Regions from separate parts of the Homo sapiens genome. Here region 1 is linked to region 2. A link is an interaction called in ENCODE POLR2A ChIA-PET data of the cell type or tissue named here. Cell type or tissue: A673. All regions are shown on one strand. Each heading gives the region's core, and the rest is flanking DNA. Links, peaks and the distances in the headings are about the cores only. Region 1 has its middle 130 kb from the start of TMEM200A. Region 2 overlaps TMEM200A (transmembrane protein 200A).

Region 1 (11,344 bases), core at 1,004-9,003, 100 kb before region 2:
TCTGTCTCTCTGTCTCTATTTCTCCCCGCACCCCCCCGCCCCCATCTTGGTTTGCACCACTGTAACAAAATACCACCAGTTAGGTGGCTTAAACAACAGACATTTATTTCTCATAATTCTGGAAGCTAAACATCTAAAATCAAGGAGCTGGCCAATCTGATTCCATGAGGAAACTTCCTGGTTTGCAGACAGCCACCTGCAAAGATGTTGCACAAAGATGTTGCAGTGCTAACATCTTTGTGTATTTCTTGGATCTCTGCTTATTTCCTTAGGAAAAATTCCTGTAAGTGAATTACTGGGCCAAAAATGGTGATCATTTTTAAGTATGATACTTTCTCAGAAAGATTGGACCCCCATCAATTTTCATGGCCAAATTTCACGAGGCATTTATGCTGTCATCGGTAGCTTGCCTGACCCTACCTTTCCCCAAATGAAGAACTGACCACATTTTTATACTTGCCTTTTTTTTATCAGTGTGGAAAAATCATGGTTATCAATTTTCGTTTGCATTTTTAAAAATTTTTAGTGGGTTTGAATGTTTTTCTTAGTCATTCTTCCTTATGTAAATTGCCTGTTTGTATCCTTGGGTTATTTTCTAGTTGGGATCTTAGTGTTTATCTTGGAACTCCTTGTATAATAATGATATTAGCCCACGTCATTTTGTAGCACATTCTCACTCCTCCCACACACTTGTTTTTGCCTTTTTGGTTTGTGATAGTTTTTGACATTGAAGTTGTTTAGTTCTAAATAGATAAATATATTGATGTTCTCTTTGTGAATGTTATAAATTTTTATTTTTTATCTTTATTTTAATGGGGTATCAATCACTACAAGCATTTATTCTTTGTATTACAAACAATCCAATTGTACTCTTTTAGTTATTTTAAAATGTACAATTAAATTATTATTGACTATAGTCACCCTGTTGTGCTATCAAATACTAGATCTTATTCATTCTTTATACCTTTGGTTAGAAAAATTAACCATCTCTACTCCCACCTACCCCCCACCCCAGCCCTCCTCCCTACTACCCTTCACAGACTCTGGTAACCATCCGTCTACTCTCTATCTCATGAGTTCAATTGTTTTAATTTTTAGCTCCCACAGATAAGTGAGAACATGAGAAGTTTGTCTTTCTGTGCCTGGCTTATTTCACTTAACATAATGACCTGCTGTTCCATCCATGTTGTAAATGAAAGGATCTCATTTTTTTATGGCTGAATATTACTCCACCACTGTGTATATATACCACATTTTCTTTATCCGTTTGTCTGTTGATGGACACTTAGGTTGTTTCCAAATCTTGCCTATTGTGAACAGTGCTGCAACAAACATGAGAGTGCAGGTATCTCTTCAATTTATTCTAATTTCTTTTATTTTGGTTATGTACCTCACAGTGGGATTGCTGGATCATATGGTAGCTCTATTTTTAGTTTTTTGAGGAACCTCCCTGCTGTTCTCCATAGTGATTGTACATTCACACCACTACAACCCACTAACAAGGGTTCCCTTTCCTCCACGTCGTCGCCAGAATTTGTTATTGCCTATCTTTTGGATAAAAGCCATTTTAACTGGGGTGAGGTGATATCTCATTGTAGTTTTGATTTCCATTTCTCTGATGATCAGTGATGTTGAGCACATTTTCATATGTCTGTCTGCCATTTGTATATCTTCTTTTAAGAAATATCTATTTGGATCTTTTGCCCATTTAAAAAATCAGATTGGGCCGGGCGCGGTGGCTCACGCCTGTAATCCCAGCACTTTGGGAGGCCGAGGCGGGCGGATCACGAGGTCAGGAGATCGAGACCATGCCGGCTAAAACGGTGAAACCCCGTCTCTACTAAAAATACAAAAAATTAGCCGGGCGTAGTGGCGGACGCCTGTAGTCCCAGCTACTTGGGAGGCTGAGGCAGGAGAATGGCGTGAACCCGGGAGGCGGAGCTTGCAGTGAGCCGAGATCCCGCCACTGCACTCCAGCCGGGGCGACAGAGCGAGACTCCGTCTCAAAAAAAAAAAAAAAAAAATCAGATTGTTAGATTTTTTTCCTATAGAGTTGTTTGAGCTTCTTATATATATATATTCTGGTTATTAATCCCTTGTCAGACAGGTAGTTTGCAAATATTTTCTCCCCTTCTGTGGGTTGTCTCTTTGTTGATTGTTTCCTTTGCTGTGCTGAAGCTTTTTAACTTGATATGATCCCATTTGTCCATATTTGCTTTGGTTGCCTTTGCCTGTGGGGTATTACTCAATAAATCTTTGCCCAGTTCAATGTCCTGGAGCATTTCCCCAATGTGTTCTTGAAGTAGTTTCATAGTTTGAAGTCTTAGATTTAAGTCTTTACCCATTTTGATTTGATTTTTGTATATGGCAAGAGACAGGAGTCTAGTTTCATTCTTCTGCATATGGATATCCAGTTTTCCCAGCATCGTTTACTGAAGAGAGTTTCTTTTCCTCAGTCCTGGACATCCTTGTCAAAAATGAGTTCGGTAGGTGTGTGGATTTGTTTCTGGGTTCTCTATTCTGTTGCATTGGTCAGTGTGTCTGTTTTTATGTCAGTCCCATGCTATTTTGGTTACTACAGCTCTGTAGTATACTTTGAAGTCAAGTAATATGATTCCTCCAGTTTTGTTCTTCTGCTCAGAAAAATTTTGGCTATTCTGGGTCTTTTGAGATTTCATATAAATTTTAGGATTTTTTTCTATTTTTGTGGAGAATATCATTGCTATTTTGATAGAGATTGTACTGAATCTATAGATTGCTTTGGGTAGTTGGACATTTTAACAATATTGATTCTTCCAATCCATAAACATGAAATATCTTTCTGTTTTTTTGGTGTCCTCCTCAAAGTCTTTCATCAGTGTTTTACAGTTTTCATTGTAGAGATCTTTTACTTCTTTGGTTAATTCCTAAGTATTTAACTGTATTTGTGGCTATTATAAATGGGATTATTTTCTCAATTTCTTTTTCAGATTTTTCACTCTTGGCATATAGAAATGCTAGATTTCTGTATGTTGATTTTGTATCCTGCAACTTCACTGAATTTGTTTTTTGGTTCTTATAGATTTTTGGTGGAGTCTTTAGGGTTTTCCAAATATAACATCATATCATCTGCAAACAAGGATAATTTGTAGTTATAAATGTTTTAAACCATCTATTTTATTTTACTATTTAAATCTTTTCCATTGTATTTATCATATTCAATTGATTTGAGATGTTTAATTTTGATTCTGTCACAGAGCCTCTTGCTAGCTTTCCTAGGGTTGCATCACAGTCATATGAGCTAAACATGCCTCTGTCATCATCCAAGTAAAACACTTCACAAGGCAAAACCACCTGGCATAACATCAGAAACCTCCTTTCAGTTTGACATGAGTCCATTTATCAATATTTTTTGGACAAGTTCTTTTAATTCTCTAAAAATTCCTTTGCTTTATGCACTTCTGTGATTATAATAGCCTTAATTAAATATTCATTGCTGTGTAAGTATTTATTGAGCCAGAGACTGTGCCAAAATGAAAGCACTTTCTAAGTAATGAGTTCCCTCAAATGCCAATCTCAAAATTCTTACACAGTTGTTAAGTATTGGGGGTAATTTATGCAAAATATTATGGCTTCCCTTTGAAAAAAGATATTTTCTGATTATAAATATGAATATTAATTATTATTATTTGTACTATAAATATGTGCAAAATATAGAGAAATGTGTAGAAACTTGATTATCCCACTACATAGAGGGTGAACAAAAACTGGTAATATTTTGCTATATTTTCAGGCTTTTATACATGTGTTATATATATGTTAAAATAATGTTTATTTTTCTTTGATTATGATAGACGTGCTCTTTGTAGAAAATACTATAAAGTATAAAGAAAAAATCATTCTTATTTTGGTCCTTAAAGTTTTATTCCTGCTTTTATTTATTAACTTGACATTGTAGTATGTGCATTCAAGTATTCAAGTGCTTTTGTACATTAAGAAGAAAATTCTTTCAGTATCACATTGGCATCTGCTATACTTAATAACTTCTCTATTGCTAAATGTTTAGATTCTTCCAAATTTTCATTATTTTAAACAATGTGAAATGAGTATCTTTGAACCTACAGCATTTTCTTAGTTTGTTTTTCAATTCACATTATTTCCTTAATGCAGATTCCTAGAAATGGATTGCTGGTATTGTATCTATTGCCAAATTACTTTTCAGAAAGGTCATATTATTTTAAATCCCTACAAATGTTCCTTTCTATGAGTGTATAAAATATCATTACCCTGCATTTTTTAGAATGTACATTTCTTGGTAAGTAGGGATATTTGCCCATCTTTAGGCCTCTCTGCTGTGTTCTTAAAAGATTTGACAACATTCAAGGAATTATAGCTATTAGTTGTTTCATTTCACCAGAGTCTGAAGACTTCCATTGTTGAGTCCATTGCTTTTAAAATATGAATTACCTGGGGAGCTTGTTAAACTGCAGATCCTAATTCAGGAGTCTAGGGTGGGCCCTGGAATTCTGTGTTTCTAAAAACTTCCAGGCTATGGGCCTGTGGCATGGTCTCCAGATACAGAAACGTATTCAGGTGCTCCACTACTTTCTTATTAAATCTTGGGCTCCACTTCCTTCCTGCCTATGTTTATCTTATTTTTTACAGTTTGAAAATTTTCTCCTTGATAGAGAAGACCTAAGAAAAAAAAGAAAAAGAAAACGCTGAGAAATGCCACTGATTGCTATATGTTAAAATTATACCACAAAACCCCAAAAAAGTGACCTTCTCCTTTCCTTTCCATGGTTTGAAATACTTTTTAATCCTTAGTATGAGTAGACCTCAGCACATTTTAGGATCGAATCTTACTAACGTAATTCTCATTTGTCCTTCTTTTGCTCTTATCCTGCCTTTGTCCCTCCTTTTGCCATTCATCAGTATACTTAAAAATTCTGGATGCATCAGCCACAGTGAGCAGTCAAATAACTTTTTTTTTTTTTTTTTTTTTTGAGACAGAGTCTCATGCTGTCGCCCAGGCTGGAGTGCAGTGGCGTAACCTCAGCTCACTGCAACCTCCATCTCCCAGGTTCAAGTGATTCTTCTGCCTCAGCCTCCTGAGTAGCTGGGATTACAGGCACCGACCACCGTGCCCAGCTAATTTTTATATTTTTAGTAGAGACAGGTTTTTGTCACGTTGGCCAGGCTGATCTCGAAGTCCTGACCTCAAGCGATCCACCCGCCTCAGCCTCCCAGAGTGTTGAGATTACAGGCATGAGCCACTGTGCCCAGTCCACAATGACTCTTTAAATGCCCTCACATATTCTTCCTCATTGTGATAATTGCATCATCAGAATATAGCTTTGAAGACACCCCCACCCTTGCCCCATAAACCTCTTGAGCCATCTTCTCTTTTTCTCTCTCACCTTCTAGTTATATTGAGCTTTTTGAAATCTACTTTACAAAGTCTGGCAAAATACATGATTTTATACCCAGACTCCCTTCCTTAACTATTATGACCCCTAAGATGGCATAGTCAACTACTCCCAAGATCACTGTCACTTGCATAACCTGAAACAGTTCTTCACTAATGAGATTGGTCAAAATTGAGATGAAACATTGAATGTGAAGGAGCTTGCTTTGCAAAATGTGAAGCACTTAATGCATTATATTGTATCCTGCTGAGGAGTGAGTCATTCCTCTTGTTCCTTCCTCAGTCTTGAAATTCTCAGCAAAGCAAGTAAAAATCTATCAGTCTGTTTTTATTAATACCAGACTGAGTCTTTCAGATGGCGAATACTTGAAATCCCTCCTGTGTTTCATTTTGCATGCACTTCAAATCTGTGGTCTGGACTGGGAAGGCATACATTTTTGCTGTAATAGCACTGCTATGGCTGGGCGCGGTGGCTCATGCCTATAATCCTAGCACTTTAGGAGGCCGAGGCAGGCGGATCACGAGGTCAGGAGTTTGAAACCAGTTTGGCTAGTGAAACCCTGCCTCTACTAAAAATACAAAAAATTAGCCAGGCGTGGTAGCGGGCACCTGTAATCCCAGCTACTTGGGAGGCTGAGGCAGGAGAATTGCTTGAACCCAGGAGGCGGAGATTGCAGTGAGCCAAGATCATGCCATTGCACTCCAGCCCAGGTGACAGTGCGAGATTCCGTCTCAAAAAAAAAAAAAAAAAAAAAAAAAAACACCACTGCTACTTCTATTTCTCTTTCTTCTAAATATTCTTCTTTTATTCTTTAATTACAATTTTGTATTTCATATATCATATGCATTTGACATATATAATTTCCAAGTATATTTTAATAGCTGTATTCCATACGGTGGATGTTCTGTGTAATTTACTTAAACATTTCCCTATGGTAGTAAACCTGGCCTTTTCAAATTTTTTAAATAAACAGTGATTACATTATTATTTATATAGCTTTCTTGTATCTCAGATTTTATTTCCTTAATATAGATTTCTAGGTTTGGTTCTTGATAAATAAGCTGCTACTGTATTTTAAGGATTAAGACAAAACATGCCTCTGACCCAGAAATCATAACATATTCTCTAAGATGAATTTTAGTACTGTAAAACTGTCAGATTAAATTATGTGTACATTTGAAAATGGAATGCGTGTTATATATTGCTCTCTAAACAATTCTCAATCTGTTTTTCAAAAGAAATAATTAATAATGCCTTAAAAATGTATGCAAGTTAGGGAGAAACTGTCATCAATGTTTGATATTACAAGCTGAATATATTCTTTCTAATTTAATAGTCACAAAAATGGCAGCTTGGTTTAATTTTCATATACCTGACTGCCAGCTAGGTTGTATATGTTTCAAAATTTGTTTCTAATTATATTTCTTAATTTGTGAATTACCTCTGTCCTCTGCTTACTTGTCTTTCTTATCAAATCCCAGAAAAATAATGGAAAAGACATAATTAATAAATAAGTATAACTCTTCATGCATTTGTTTTAAGTTCATCGATTTCTAACCTCATGCTTTTATGTATCTGCACCTAAGAAAAAAGACATGACTATTTTTTACATAGAGTACTAAATGGTTATTCTTTTATCAGGTCTGTTTCTTTAGAGAATCTTATAAAATTATCTTGTCATATTTGTAGTATGAACACTATCCAACAGGTGCATATTCCTTTGGACTTATATTTCAGTGTTGGTGTTTCTCGTTCACTTCATTATTCACACAGAGTGGCTGCTTATAGACTGTGCTTATGGACTATTCCTATAAACATTAGAAAATACCTCAAAGAACTGAGTCAAGAGCTGGAGAGACAATCTAAGGATATCGATATGCAAATTATATTAAATTAAGTCACATATCAGGATTTTCAAAAAGAAGTCTAAAAAATAGATAGATACACAAGAGTAGCATTTGGGTTTATGAGAAAGCCACAGCAATCAACCTGCTTTTAGAAACTAAGTCAATTTCTATTAAAGCGTCAAGAAAACCATTATGTGTTTGAATTATTCATTTCATGTAAATTATCTGTATTATGCTCAATTTATAAAGAGTTAGCATAGAGTTTTATATGAATTGCTATGCAAGTCTGGCAACACTGAGATTTTATATACATCAAGCGTCTCATGAAATGTAAATGTCAAACTGATGGCAAAATTTATCTTGCTTATTTCAAATACAATAGCAATAAAGTTTTAGTCATTAAGGGGATTTAAGTGCCAATCTAAACTTGGTCTTTGAACCTCCACGGATAGCTTTGAAGTCAAAGGAGCCTAGATTTCGGTATCTTTGCTGAGTGTTGAAGATTCCCCTCTCAGTCTCTTGGTAAATGGCACTCTCACATTGTTGTCCAAGGATGGTTGGTGGTGGGGTGACTAAACAGACCAGAATAGCTGGTTAATATCTCAGATTGCAAATTCATAACATTTATTATCTGTGTATAGAATAGAAAAAAACGGAGTGTTATGGGGGCTGGGTCTGCATAGACACAGTCTTAGGTCACATCTCTAATAGTAAATTGAAGGGATTGGAAGGTGAAAAACACTAATATCCTCCTGAAATAATACAAAATCCAAGCCATGTTTCTTATAGGAGGTGATTTTAACCCTCTTTCCAGAGAATATATGGCAATGTCCAGAGGCATTTTTGATTGTCCTAACTTGGGAGGAGACGGGGTGCTACTGGCATCTGAGGCTAGGGATGCTGCTAGCCATTCTACAATCACCAAAACAAAGTATTATCTGGCTTAAAATGCCAATAGTGCTATGATTGAGAAACCCTGAATTGAAGACGTATTTTTTAAAAACTGGGAATATGTACAATCTGTCTTGATTCTCTTGTTTTTATTGATTTGTCATAGGGATAAAACCAATAGGGGAAATATGATTGCTTCTTAGCAAATCTGTTTTACTTTTTTATTAATCCCTAAGATGTAGAACCCATATCCTAGAAAAATAGGTTCAGTTTCTGACCCTGCCAATTCTTTAAGTGAATGATGCTTATCTTGTGTTGTGGCAGTCAAACTAATCAGGTAAAAATGAATTTGCATAGAATAATAATAAAACATTAAGATTGCCTCAATACCATACAGGACAAAATGGGATTTGGCCATTATGTAGTTAATGTGATTAATATGAATAACAAACAAGATGCTTCAGGGCCCCAGTGGAACATTTGTCCTGAATTATCTGGGTTGACTGTCCACTCTTCTTATGGGAAGTGAAAGAGAGCCAGATCTCTCCATGCAGCCCATTTACATGAACAGTAGCAGAGGACACAGTATATTAGGGTATAAACAGGAGAGACTAGGGGTGTTATCGTTCTTAGCTAAGAGTGTAACTTCAAATAAGAAAACTAAAAATGAAGAGAGAAACGTGACAGAATACTCCATTTATCGTTTTTGTGTGCTTATAGAAGATATTCTGCAAAATTTGCAGTTCATTTTCTCAAATTCTTCTCCTGCACAGTTTCAGCACAATTCCTTCTAAAATATGGAACAGGCGTGAAATACGTGAGGAGTTCATAAGTACAGTGTCTTTCTGCCGCTGCCCCTAACTACCCGTCGTCAAGGATGGGCTTCTTTTCATTGTTGCTTTCATTTTTTCTAAATGTTTATCAACATCAGTTAATAGTAATGTATTAGTTGTGGGTAGGATAAATGAAATATCTTGTAAGCTTGGCAGATAGTTATAAATAATTTTGATGACACATTAATTGCATGGATATTTTATACTTTACAACATATTTTAGTATTTTAAAAAGGAGTGCCCCTAGGTAATACCCATAAGTGTTAGAAAACCCAGTTACACAGAAAGTTATAATAACTATATTATAATCAGAAAGTATATTTTACGTATTAGTATTTTAAGTATATTACAGTTAATTAAAAATTAAATTTAAAAATTGGACATACTATTTTTAGCAAGTTATGATATAAGATGGATTGTCCTCTCTTTTATTTGGTAGGTATTTTTCTTCTGTTTAGTAAGATCCATTCACCAATTCCCATTTAGCCTGAGCTAAATACATAACTCAACTATGCTATCTTACTGGGAAGGGCAACAGTCGACATTTTCTTTTTGCCTGCATTAAATACAAATGCAGGTGAAATATAAATTCAAATGCAGGTGAAAGGAAATGCCTACTGTTGCCAGTGCTTCTGGTCAAGATAGCATAGTTGAAATACATAGGAATAAAAAGGAAATCTCCTTATTTTATGGTATTAAATACAAACGCAGGTGAAAAGGAAATGTCTGTTGTTGTGCTTCCCAGTCAAGATAACATAGTTGAGTTATGCATTTAGCTTAGGCTTCGAACTGATAGCAGTGACAGAAAAAATAGAAAAATTGAAATCCAAAAATATATGTCCAGGCTCAAAAAAATAAGATAAAACATCTTCATGAACAAAAACTACACCAAAATGAACATAGGGCTGAAGCCACTGGTATTCTAAGATCTGGTACCAGAAGCAAGCAGTGGTGTCTAGATGTCTCATTTCTGCCAGTAAAGGGAGCCAGAGTTTCATATAAATATTTTAAAATTGATGATTTTTATAAATGTAAATCTTTTAAATATATATATATATAAATATATGTATAAATTTAAATTATATTTCTATAGTTGAGATATATAAGTGAGGGATTGGAAACAGGTTTGCTGTGTGAAGCCATGGGCTTAGGTACCTGGCAGAAGACCTGCACTATAGGAAATACTATTTTAATTTTATTTTTGTATTGATTAGAATGGGATTATGAGTGATTTTTTTTTTTTTTTTTTTTGAGACAAGGTCTTGCTCGGTCACCCAGGCTAGAGTGCAGTGGTGCAATCATGGCTCACTGCAGCCTTGACCTCCTGGGCTCAAGTGATCCTCCAACCTCAGCCTCCCACGTAGCTGAGACTACAGGTGTGTGCCATCATGCCCAGCTAATTTTTATGCTTTTTGTAGAGATAGGTTTCACCACATTGTCCAGGCTGATCTCAAACTCCTGGGTTCAAGCAATGAATCCACCTCAGCCTCCCAACGTTCTGGGATTACAGGCGTGAGCCATCATGCCTGGCCTACAAGAAATATTAAAGGAAGTTCTTCAGGTAGAAAAAAAATGATCCAGATGGAAGCTAAGATCTATACAATGAAGAGCAACACAAACGGTAAATATGTGGGTAAATGTCCTAGACAGTTTTATTTTTACTTTAAAAATATAAAGTGTGTTCAACTCAAGAGTGTGTTCAACAAGGTCACAGGGCACATGGTAAATATACAAAACATCTGCATTTCTGTGTACTAACAACAAAAGAAAATTTAAAATTTAAAAATGCCTTTGAATAGCATTAAAAATGAAATAATTAGAAATAAATTTAATAAAATATGTGTAAGACTTCTACAATAAAAATGATAGCATATCAATAATAAAAATTAGGTAAGACCTAAATTAATTGAGATATATCATGTTCATGGATTAAATAATTCAGTATAGCTAAGATGTCAATTCTCTTCAAAGAGATCTATATATTCAACACAATCTCAACCAAAATGAATAGCTTTTTTTGGTAGAAACTAGAAAGCAATTTAAAAATTTTTACGAATAAGCCAAAGACATAGAATAGCCAAAGCCATTTTGGAAATGAAGAACAAAGTTGTGGGACTCACACTCTCTGATTTCAAGATTTACCATAAGCTGTGATAATTGAGACAATGTGGTATTGTTGGAAAGACAGATCAGTTGAATGGAAAACTGCAACCAGAAAAAAGCCACACATATATAGTAATTGATTTTGCACAAAAGTGCCAAGGTAACTCAATGGGGAAAAGATAGTTTTTCAGCAAATGGTGCCAATGTCATTTGATATGTATGTATATGGAAATAAATTATAAATCATGTGCAAAAATTGCTT
Region 2 (11,344 bases), core at 998-8,997:
AGTATGGAAAAAGTGTGAAGTGGAAGTACAATGGGTACAAACCTTCAGGAAAACAATCTTGCAATACTTAATTTTTAAAAATGCATATAACCATAGACCCAATGAAGGCATTAAATATACAAAATTATTTGACAGGTATACAAAAATATATGTACAAGGATACCTGGTTGCAGCACTGTTTAATACAGTGAAAAAGACAAAAGAAAAGACAAAAAAGTAAAGAAAAAAGAAAGAGAGAAAGGAAGAGAGAGAAAAAGAAAGCAAGAAAAAGAAAGAAGGAAGGAAGGAAGGAAGGAAGGAAAGAGAGAAAGAAAGAAAGAGAAAGAAAGAAAAAGAAAGAAAGAAGCAAGCAAGCAAGCAGGGGGAGGGAGGAAGGAAGAAAGGAAGGGATCTAAATTATCTGTAATAGGGATTAGTCTAATAATTTATGGTCTAGCTGAACAATGGAATACTATGAGGCTAATAAAAATAATAATTTACTGCTGTGAAAAGATGCCTTCCATATAAGAAGTGAAAAGGCAAGATATTAATCAACATGACACCTGAATACAGTGAGGTGGCACTCTGAGGTAAGATGGACCTCCTTGCTAGAAAGACACAGAATTGCTGAATAAACTATAAAAACAAAAAAGGTTAATGCATAGCTGAGCTCTGATGAAGAAAAGAGACATCCCCACTCCCCATTTATTTCCAGAAATGAAGAGGTACCCAAAGTCAGAATGAAAAATTTCAGCTGATGTCAAGGCATCTCATGGAAATTTCAGACCTAGATGTAAGGTCCATCACTTAATGACTAAATTTTGTTTATTTATTTGTTTGTCTGCTTCTGTAACAACTGTGTGGGTTCAGGTGGTGTGATGAAAAGGAACACAAAGCAGGGGGTTGGACTTGGAACCCTAGAATAGAGTCTGTGCCCCGGACAGTCAATTATGTCAAAAAGAGGCAAGAAAACTTCAGTCACTGGCTCAGTGAAACAATAAGGAAGCTTATCTTTGCCTAAAGCTCCAAGTGTGTGGCTAGGCAGAACCCAAGTTAAACTCTCCATGAAGTACAAAAACCTTAGGTCACAAAATTATAGTGAAGAAAACTAATCTTGGACTAATGAAACCCCTCAAAACCCAGCAGAAATAAACATGTCCATTGAAACAACTGTAACTCAGGGCTTACATATGAAAACAGTGCCAGTTAAAGATAAGCTCACAATTAAAAAAAAAAAAAATCATAGGAGCTAAACTGTCACTATGACAGAGTCAGGAGATTCTCCAAACAGTAGGACTCATAACCCCAAGAACTGGAGATAATTAAAAAAATAGGAAAGTGACTAAAAAGAGAGCTGTGGATGTGGTGAACAGGGAACAATTCTACACTGCTGGTGGGAATGTAAACTAGTACAGCCACTATGGAAAGCAGTGTAGGGATTCCTTCAAGAACTAAAAGTAGAACTATCATTTGATCCAGCAATCCCACTAGTGGGTATCTACCCAGAGGAAAAGAAGTCATTATTCGAAAAATATACTTGCACATGCATGTTTACAGCAGCACAATTCACAACTGCAAAATCGTGGAACCAACCCAAATGCCCATCAATCAACGAGTGGATAAAGAAACTGTGGTGTGTGTGTGTGTGTATATATATATATGTATATCTGTACATATACATATATATGTGTGTGTATGTATATATATATGATGGAATACTATGCAGCCATAAAAAGGAATGCATTAACAGCATTTGCGATGACCTGGATGAGATTGGAAACTATTATTCTAAGTGATGTAACTCAGGAATGCAAAACCAAACATTGTATGTTCTCACTGATATGTGGGAGCTAAGCTATGAAGATGCAAAGGCATAAGAATGATACAATGGACTCTGGGGACTTAAGGGGAAGAGTAGGAGGGGGGCGAGGGACAAAACACTACAAATATGGTGCAGTGTATATTGCTTGGGTGGTGGGTGCACCAAAATCTCACAAATCACCACTATAAAGAACTTACTTATGTAATCAAATACCACCTGTACACCAATAACTTATGGAAAAATAAATAATAATAATAATAAATAAATTTGAATATAAATAGGGAATAAATAAAAGAAGAAATAAAAATAGAAAACATAAGTAGAAAATAGTATACTATGAAAAAAGAAATGGTGTTTTTAAACAAAATTTGTCGAATAAAAATATAATAATAAATTAAAAGCTCAATGGCTGGATTGAGCTACAGATGAGTCACTGCTAGGGATAAAAGTGGTGTACAAAGATGCTTCTGAGGAAAACGCCATGAATAAAGAATTAGAAAACACAGTAGCTAAAATCAAAAAGTCCAAATTGGTCTATTAAGAATTCCTGAAGGAATCAGTAGAAAGGATGGGAAACAGGCAATTCAAAGACATAGTGGTTGAAAACTTCCACAGCTGATGGAAAACATGAATTAGCAGGTTGAAGAAATATACTAAGTTCTGAAGAATTTTTTTAAATGCATACTTACTTACAATGAAGTAAAACATTACACAAGAAAAACAGAAAATCTTGAAAACAACCAAAAAAAGGTTAAATACAAAGGAACAATAATGTGAGTAAGTATAGACTTTCTATAAGAAATTGTAGAGTCAGAAGTTAAAGGGAGTGGGAACTTCAGGGTGTTGAGAAAAAGGAACCATTAACAATACCTGCATAACTAGCTAAACTATCATTGAAGTCGGAGAAAAAAATAAATATATTTTCAGACAAACTAAGATTGTGTTTACACTCATGGATCATCAATGAAATAACTACTATGAAATAACTACTAAAGGATAGACTTTAGTAGAAGGAAATTGGACAATGAAAAAAATGAGATATGAGAGGCAATTGGGAACTAAGAAAATGGTAAACTAATCACTAAATAGCAATAAGAATTTACTATAAAAATATTATAATATCATTAGATGGTGACAGTTCTCAGAAGAAGACACACATGAAGTCAACAAATATATACATGAAAAAATGCTCATCATCACTAATCATTACAGAAATTCGAATCAAAACCACAATGAGATACCATCTCACACCAGTCAGAATGGCCATTACTAAAAAGTCTTAAAACAACAGATGTTGGTGAGGTTGTGGAATAAAGGGAACAGTTATACACTACTGGTGGTAGTGTAAATTAGTTCAGCCACTGTGGAAAGCAGCGTGGAGATTCCTCAAATAACTTAGAACTACCATTCAACCCAGCAATCTGAGTATACTGAGTATATTCTACTGAGTGTATACCCAAAGGAAAAGAAATCATTGTATCAAAAAAAAAACCCACATGCACTGGTATGTTCATTACAGCACTATTCACAATAGCAAAGACATGGAATCAACCTAGTTGCCCATCAGTGGTAGACTGGATAAAGAAAATGTGGTACATATACACTGTGGAATACTATGCAGCCATACAAAAATTAAATAATGTCCTTTGCAATAACATGGATGCAGCTGGAGGCCATTAACCTGAGAGAACTACACAGGAATCGAAAACCAACCACATGTTCCTACTTCTAAGCAGGAGCTAAACATTGAATACACATGGACACAAATATGGGAACAACAGGCACCGGGGACTACTTGATGGAGAAGGGTGGGAGGGAAACACGGGTTGGAAAACTACCTATCAGGTACTATATCACTACCTGGGTGATAGAATCATTTGTACACCAAACCTTAGCAACATGGAATTTACCCATGTAACAAACCTACAAATGTACCCCCGAACCTAAAATAAAAGTTGAGAGAGAAAAAAGAAACGTTTATAAAGAAAAATAATTCATGTAAAAATCTAGAGCTACCCACTAAAATAAAAATATTACTATATTTTAAAATAATTATTATTATGAAATTATTATTATTGCAAAGGATATGATTATTATAAAAATGTATACCTTCCAAAGCAACAGAAGGAAAAAAATGAAAACCTATGAAAGGGTAATCAATGCAATAAATAAACATATAAAAAGCCTGGTGAAAAGACAAACAAAATAGGATGGTGGAAATAAATCCAAATGCCTCAGTAATCATAATAAAACCACACATACTAAATTTACCAGATAAAAGCCAGAAATTTTCAGATTGGATTTCAAAAAAAACCACAAATTTAAAACATAAATGACACAAAGTAAAAGAATGGAAAAAGGCAAATACTAGCCAAAAGAAAGCTTGTATAACAACATTAACATATAAAATAGACTCCAAAGAGGGGGAAAAACATTATTAAGGATGAAAAGGATTTTTACATCATGGCAAAATGAACAATTTGCCATTAAAATAAAGTAATCTTAAATCTGTTTATCCAACAACATGAGTTTAAAATATAGAAAGCAAAAATGGACTAAGTTACAAAAAAAACTGATCCTTGTTAATGGAGATACAAATTGGTACAATCACTTTAAATTTCATATTTGCAATTATTAGTTAAGTTTAAAGCTGCCCTTAATCTATGATTTTACTTGAAAATATAAATCTTAGGAAATCTTACATGTGTAAGGAGATATGAGGTCCTCTGCAATATTGTTTGTAATAAGGAAAAACTGAAAATGAATTATTAATAGTTGCCCATCAATAAGGGATGGATGATATAACCATGTAATCTACACAGCAGTTTAAATAATCAGCTAGAGCTACAAGTATTAATCTGATTAAATTCAAAAAATATATTTAATGACAAAATGTGCAAAGAGCATGTGAACTAGGAAATCATTTAAGTAAACTTAAACGTACATAAGACAATGCTATAAATAATTGTAAGTACAAACAGAAAGTAAAAGTATGAAGCAGAGGTGAAGGCTGCACAACATCCTACTGGTTCTGAGGAGGGTGAAACATGGAATGCCGGGGGAAGAAGCCTCCAACAGTACCTTCTGGACTCTCATTTTATTTCTTAAAAAGTATTTTTACAGTATTTTCTAATGACAAAATGTTAAATTTCACCTGGATGATGGGTAGGTGCCTTCTCTCCTCTGTATATTTTTGTATACCTGAAATATTTCACTATTAAATATAAAACCTTAGCATATTAAAAAGTATGAGTGATTTCACTTTTTAAAAATATACAAAGTATAAATGTGTGTGCATATATATACAATATGTGTGTATATATAATGTATATGGTTTTGATATTTTTTAAAGGCTATGCTCAAAATATGGATAGATTACTGCCAACATTTATTTACTTCTTTATATTTTTTCCAAAATATCTGATTTTTTAGAAAGAAAAGTATTATCTTCCTAAAACCAAGCTAATGACAAGAAGAACAAATTCCCTCCTTTCCTCCTGAGATATTTTATTCTTTACAACCTTTATCTCACCAATTGAAAATATTCTTAGTTTAAAAAAAAAAAAAAAACAGACTGGTCAGAATCCAAAATAAGTTCTGAGTCATTTTTTGAGGCTCCAATAAAAATATAAACAAACAAAAATACATAAATAAAAAACTAGTGCAGAAGGTTTTTCTTAAGTTTTTCTAAACCTCTATCATCACTAGCATTTTCAGAGCACCCATTACAGGCAACAACTGCTGGCCCCATGTTCATAAGCATTAGAAATACTAACGTAATAGATAAAAAATCTGAGAGTAGAGAAATTTGTAAAAGCTTTAGTTGATATTTTTAGGCAAAAAGAAAAAATAATTAAACCATACTGGCTTTGCATACAGTTTATAACTAAAGTATGTCTAAGACTGTTCTTTGAAAATGATTCCAACATCAAGTATCCCTTTTCACTATTTTCATATTTACTCCAGAGAGAAAGATGGAGCTGTTTAAATGTTAAGTTTTAGCCACTAAAGGCACTATGACCAACTGGATAGCCAAGCCCTCTTTAGAACTGCCATCACAAAATGATTGTCTTACATGACCACAGTACTATTAGTTCAGTATTTTAAACTGCTGTTAAGCGTAACACTTGCTTTAAATTCAACGACTTTGATCCACCTTGAATTATCTTCTTGGATACATAACGCAATCCCCTCAAGAAAGTGTGTGGGATGATCCTGTTCTGTCATTAACAAATAAAACCTTCTCCATCTGACCTGTGATCTAAAAGCAATTGTTATGAACAGAAATTTCGTTCTTTAACAATTTATTTGTTTAAATCACTTCCTAATATCAGGTTTAATGAAAGCTTTTTTAAAAAAATTACTTAGCTGACTACTTAAGATTCTCAACCATACCCGAAACATTTTCAGGGCTACTTTACCTCAAATTAGTTGTTTCGAATAATCATTCCCTCTGAAGAGACCATTTTTGAGATCTGTTCTTTCTTAGCATGACTTCACAAATCTGCTATTAATGTTTCAGAAAGTTTAATAGAACAGACTGTCCAGGGCAGGCGATTGGAGCTGCTTTTCCACAGCCTCCAAAATTACAGATTGATTTTGACACGGGCTCTTCAACTAAGGGTTCCATCCCACTTGGGAAAGGGAAAAACTACTGAAATGACCTCTTTTCTAGGCAACTCAATCTAGCTAGAAGAATTATAAGCAATCCAACCAGTATGGCTGGATAGCTTGTCAGAATCTTCTGTGTGCGTGTTTCTGAGGGAAATGGGGAGTGGAAATTTTCCCATCCTATATGCAGGAAGGAGCTATGAAGATAGGTATTGAGTAGACCTAATACATATTTCCTGAGTGTCTACTACTTTCAAAACATTGCAATACAGTGAAAATTACACAGGACAAAGAAAGAAGACTAGGATACCGATGGAGGCTCTATCAGGAGGCTCCTGATTGGTCAGCTGGCTGGACTTGAGCAAGCCATGTAACTGTTCCTGGCCTCAATTTCCAGGAGAAATGGGCAATAATCACATGAACTTTCATATCCTTACCCTCGTACAAGTTTAGGATTCTGTGATTCACTGTTCACTAAAGGGCCTTAAGGCTTTTGCAAGAAGGCAAGTAAACCATGCCCACTATCCTCTGTTTACCCTGCACCATACCTTCTATTCCAGAGAGATAGCTTCTAACATCTCATGCATGCCTACTGGAAGCTCCAGAATGTAAACGCAGTCTTCAATTCAGTGCTTTGTATGTACCTTTTGACATCTTAACAAATGCATAAGGGATGCCAAAAAATAAATTAGCAAGGGTTCTGTCAGCCAGACATGAAGAGAAGAGGATAATCTTTGCCAAAAAATGTCCTCCCACATATAAAGAAACTGGTAATTGGAAGTAAGAGGAATCCCCCACCTCCCCAGAGCAGACTGTGCAGAGGCGGGTGCCCCTGCCAATATTCGAGCCTCTGCCAAAAGCAGAAGCAGCGTGGGGAGAGAAGAAAGCTCTGCCACCCCTGCCACTCTGAGTATTTACGGGGATGCATTCCAGCTCCCAACAGAAACCTGCTGGCAGAGGTAAGTATTCCCTTCTGTGGGTGCGAAAGGGAATTTCAATATGACAGTTGTGAAACAGCAAAAATCACATCAAGCCTTGATAAAGGTTCTTTTTTGCATAGCAGTTCAGCATTTCTCTTTAAGCAGTCTCAGGCTTACAGACTCTAGGCTGGGTTCAGGAGAAGGATGTTGGCTCCCTCAATATAGAACAATCAAGATCCAAATCTGATGTTGGTATAAGGTTTGGAGAAATGGACAAATACTGACTTCAAACCCTAACAATGAAATCCCAAGTACAGTATATTGAATCACTAAATACAACTAGGGATGTGATTTGTTGCTATTTCAACTCAACAGCAGTGTAAAATAATGGGAACAGAAACTCATTCATCATTCCAATCAAAGAGGCATATGTGATATTCAATCTGTAGGATCAAGACAGGAAGAAAACTCTTTACTCAAAGGGTGGGATGAGATTCCAATAAATAAACCATGGTTAGAGATGTTTCAAATGTAATTTTAAAGATGATGTATTTGGACAATGCAGCAATTGTTTCCTGGATCAGGATTTCTTCTTTTCAGACATCATGGCATAAAATGGTTAGTGATGTTACTAAATGGTGTTTTGGTCATCTCTACAGTGCTGAGAAAACTGTACACCATTTCCCGTTTTACATGATGGGCCTGGAAAATAATCTTGAAAAAAGGACTCTTCAGACTATTGTTTTTAGCAGCAAACTAATTTACAAATTATGCTTACACAGAAAATGACAAAACACTATCACCATTGGCGGCTGAAGCAACGTGATCCCAACCCATTCGGACCCCATGAACATGATCTTTGCTCAGGCTCGCATGTGAAGCCGTGTTGACACTGGAGGACTTAAAACTGATGTAACACGTCTGCCCATTGCACACCCACCTCTGATATTTTAACTGGTCATTTCTGGCCCACAGGCAATGATGTGACAACATTTGTTGAAAAATTACTTCATTTTCTATTGCCATAACACTAGGTATATATTTTTAAATAGCACTCTATTGTCAGAATTAATTTTTTTTCTCTTCTGGTATTTCTCCCTTACAAGATCAAATTCCTTAAAATTAGGGACAATTAAAGAAGACAGCATGACTTAATACCCAGATCCCTTGGTCTTCCTCTCTCTACTACCTACTGCCGATTAACTTACTCAGCTAGGACCTCTGATAAGATCCCAGCTTTTAGCTTCTCTTTGGGTATCTACTGATCTCTCGCTTCTATCCAACAGAGATGCCTGCATGGTTTCTTCATTCACAATTTGGCTGGTTAATTCCATCAATGAATTCTTAAACAGTTTTGCTCCCATGATTTTGTAAGTCTATACTGTCTGATTCAATCTTATGGAATCCTAGCTGTATTGAACTACAAATAGTTATTAAACACCTACTACATGTCAAGAAATGTGCTACTCACTGTAAAAACCAAAATAAATGAGGAATCAAAATGAATGAGATGTCAAAAACTCACAATTTAGTGGGGGAAATAAATCAAGAAACACAAGTTATGCATCGTAAGTGCTAGAAAGTACATGTGCACAAAGTGCTATTGTGGTAAGAAGACAGGCACAAAGTATAGCAGTGATCTCAGGGAAGGGTGGTTAGGTGTTGCTTGTAAGATGAAGAAATGCTTGAGCTGTATCTTAAAAATGAGTACATGTTAGCTCAACAAAGAAAAGAGAAGAAAAAGAGGAGGGAACAGCTAACACAAAGGCATAGAAGCATGTTGGGATTTGAGTTACTAGGCGATGGGAGACACTAAAAAATATATCTCTGTACAGGCATCAAGAAAATGGACAGATAGGCTGACAGTGAAACCGGAGGCGGAAAGGCTTAAAAGGCTACTGCTGTAATGATTTGGGTAAAAAAGGATCAAGGCCTGCACTGAAGCTATTGCACTGGAAATGAAATGGGCAAGAATGAACTGTGCATACTGCACTGAAATGGGAGGCAGGATAAAGAAAATGTAGAAACTTGATGGGTGGGAACAGGGAAATAGTGAGGGCAAAAGTAAGAAACAGCTCTCAAGTATTTGGTTGAAGCTTGTTTTGAGATAATAACATCTACTTTTATTCAACAGGCTATGCATTGTTTTCTAGGTGATTTATATGCATTACCTCATTAAGTAACTTACATGCATCACCTAATTTGATCTTCACAATAACACTGGAAGATCAGTATCAATTTGACAGATAAGGAAAATGAGATAGAGGGTAGGTAATCTGTACAAGGTCACTGGGTTATTAAATAGCAAAGCAAGATTCTCACTCCAGAACCCCTACACCATTCCCTGGGATAAAGAATCTTGGCCGTGTGTGGTGGCTCACGCCTGTAATCCCAGCACTTTGGGAGGCCAAGGCAGGAGGATCACGAGGTCAGGAGATCGAGACCATCCTGGCTAACGCGGTGAAACTTTGTCTCTACTAAAAAATACAAAAAATTAGCCGGGCATGGTGGCGGGCACCCGTTATCCCAGCTACTCGGGAGGCTGAGGCAGGAGAATGGTGTTAACCCAGGAGGTGGAGCTTGCAGTGAGCCGAGATCGTGCCACTGCACTCTAGCCTGGGCGACAGAGCGAGACTCTGTCTCAAAAAAAAAAAAAAAAAAAAAAAAAAAAAGGAATCTTGAAGGTTTAAAAGAAGTGAAATAAGATGGTGAGTTTAGTTTTATGCATACTGGGTCTCTGTTTCTGGACCTTGTGAAATATACAAGAGGAGACCTCTAGTAATACTATGAGCTAACAGGTAGGTTCTAAGCTAGAGATAATATATTTGGGGATATTCCGGTTATTTGTTGGAGCCTGGGTATGGGAATTGCTACAGAGTTTAAGAGAGAGCGGGAGAGAGAGAGAAAGATGCCTTTAATTTCTGCCTGGTCCTTAAAGCCTAACATCTCAGGTATCCTATCCCAGATTTCCCTCTTCTTTGAGTGAACACATTGTCTAATTATATCAATGATGGGGCATAGGCAAGAGAAAGATCTGAGAAGGTGGTGGCATTAATGGTTTCAGGAAAGAAACCTGAGGTTATGGTGAGTCCTTGTCTTTTTGGTCCAGAACAAAATAAAAATCCACTGCATATAATGAATCAACATAGGTATTATAACTGATAACTTCTTTAAGTATTTCTTAAACCTTTTTCTCTTTCCACATTTATTGCACTTCTATGGGTGTCCGAGCTGTGGCACCAGAGAAAGACATCACACTACCCTCTAGGGGCTGGCAGTCTGGTGAGAAGGGGCACAGGTAAACTGATATTTACATCACAAAGCAGTGACTGCTGTATGTATGCAGTGGTGCTCATTCCGAGGCATTTTTGTCCCGCAGAGGACACTAGGCAATGTCTGGAGACAATTTTTTGCTACAACTTGGGGTAGAGCACTACTAGCACACAGTAGGTAGAGGTTACAGATGGAGCTAAACACCCTACAATGCATAAAAGTTATTCAGTCCAAACTGTCAATAGTGTAGAGGTTGAGAAACCCTATTGTGATGAAGGTGAGCTGACAGAGAGCAGAGCAGTGAACAAAAACTCAAAGGTGCCTGGGAGATTCAAAGCAGCCTCACCAACATGGAAGCTGACTTTAGAAGGAGCAATTTGCCAAGCTAATATGTCAATATCTGATTCTAGCAGATATCTCCTCCTTGCTATGCAGTATTTGCTTTTCATAGTCTCACTCCATTATCAGTATTAAGTAAGAAATACTATTATATGCAACACATTCCCCTCTATGCTATGGAGGAGAAATAGTCATAAAAAAGACAGGATTTGTACCTTTAAGGGTATAAAGAATACTAAGGTTTGTCAAGCTTTTTAACATACTTTATCATTTAATCCTCAGCAGTCCTATCAAGTAGGCAGTACTAGTTTCACTCTGTAAAGTCAGAAAGAGCTCACTGAGATTAAATGACATACTGTAGCCCACATAGGGCTGCTCTGATACACAACGTGTGTTACAT

Evidence for each region. Peaks named below come from ENCODE experiments on the same cell type or tissue, not always from the same donor. Only the 100,000 strongest peaks of a DNase experiment are listed, where the experiment ranks them.
Region 1: POLR2A ChIA-PET joins it to region 2 with 11 read pairs; 2 of 35 experiments call an interaction of 5 or more read pairs at or near these places.

The regions. Positions count from the first base shown.
Region 1 is chr6:130,495,303-130,506,646 of GRCh38, reverse strand. No RefSeq gene overlaps it. Among named protein-coding and RNA genes, the nearest start is that of TMEM200A, 130 kb to the right of the region's middle. In A673, for the core only: no CTCF peak of the experiment used is centred there; a DNase peak (open chromatin) is centred at 5,686; H3K27ac peaks cover 763 bases.
Region 2 is chr6:130,390,392-130,401,735 of GRCh38, reverse strand. All of the region lies in intron 2 of TMEM200A (transmembrane protein 200A), which reads right to left. Among named protein-coding and RNA genes, the nearest start is that of TMEM200A, 30 kb to the right of the region's middle. In A673, for the core only: no CTCF peak of the experiment used is centred there; no DNase peak of the experiment used is centred there.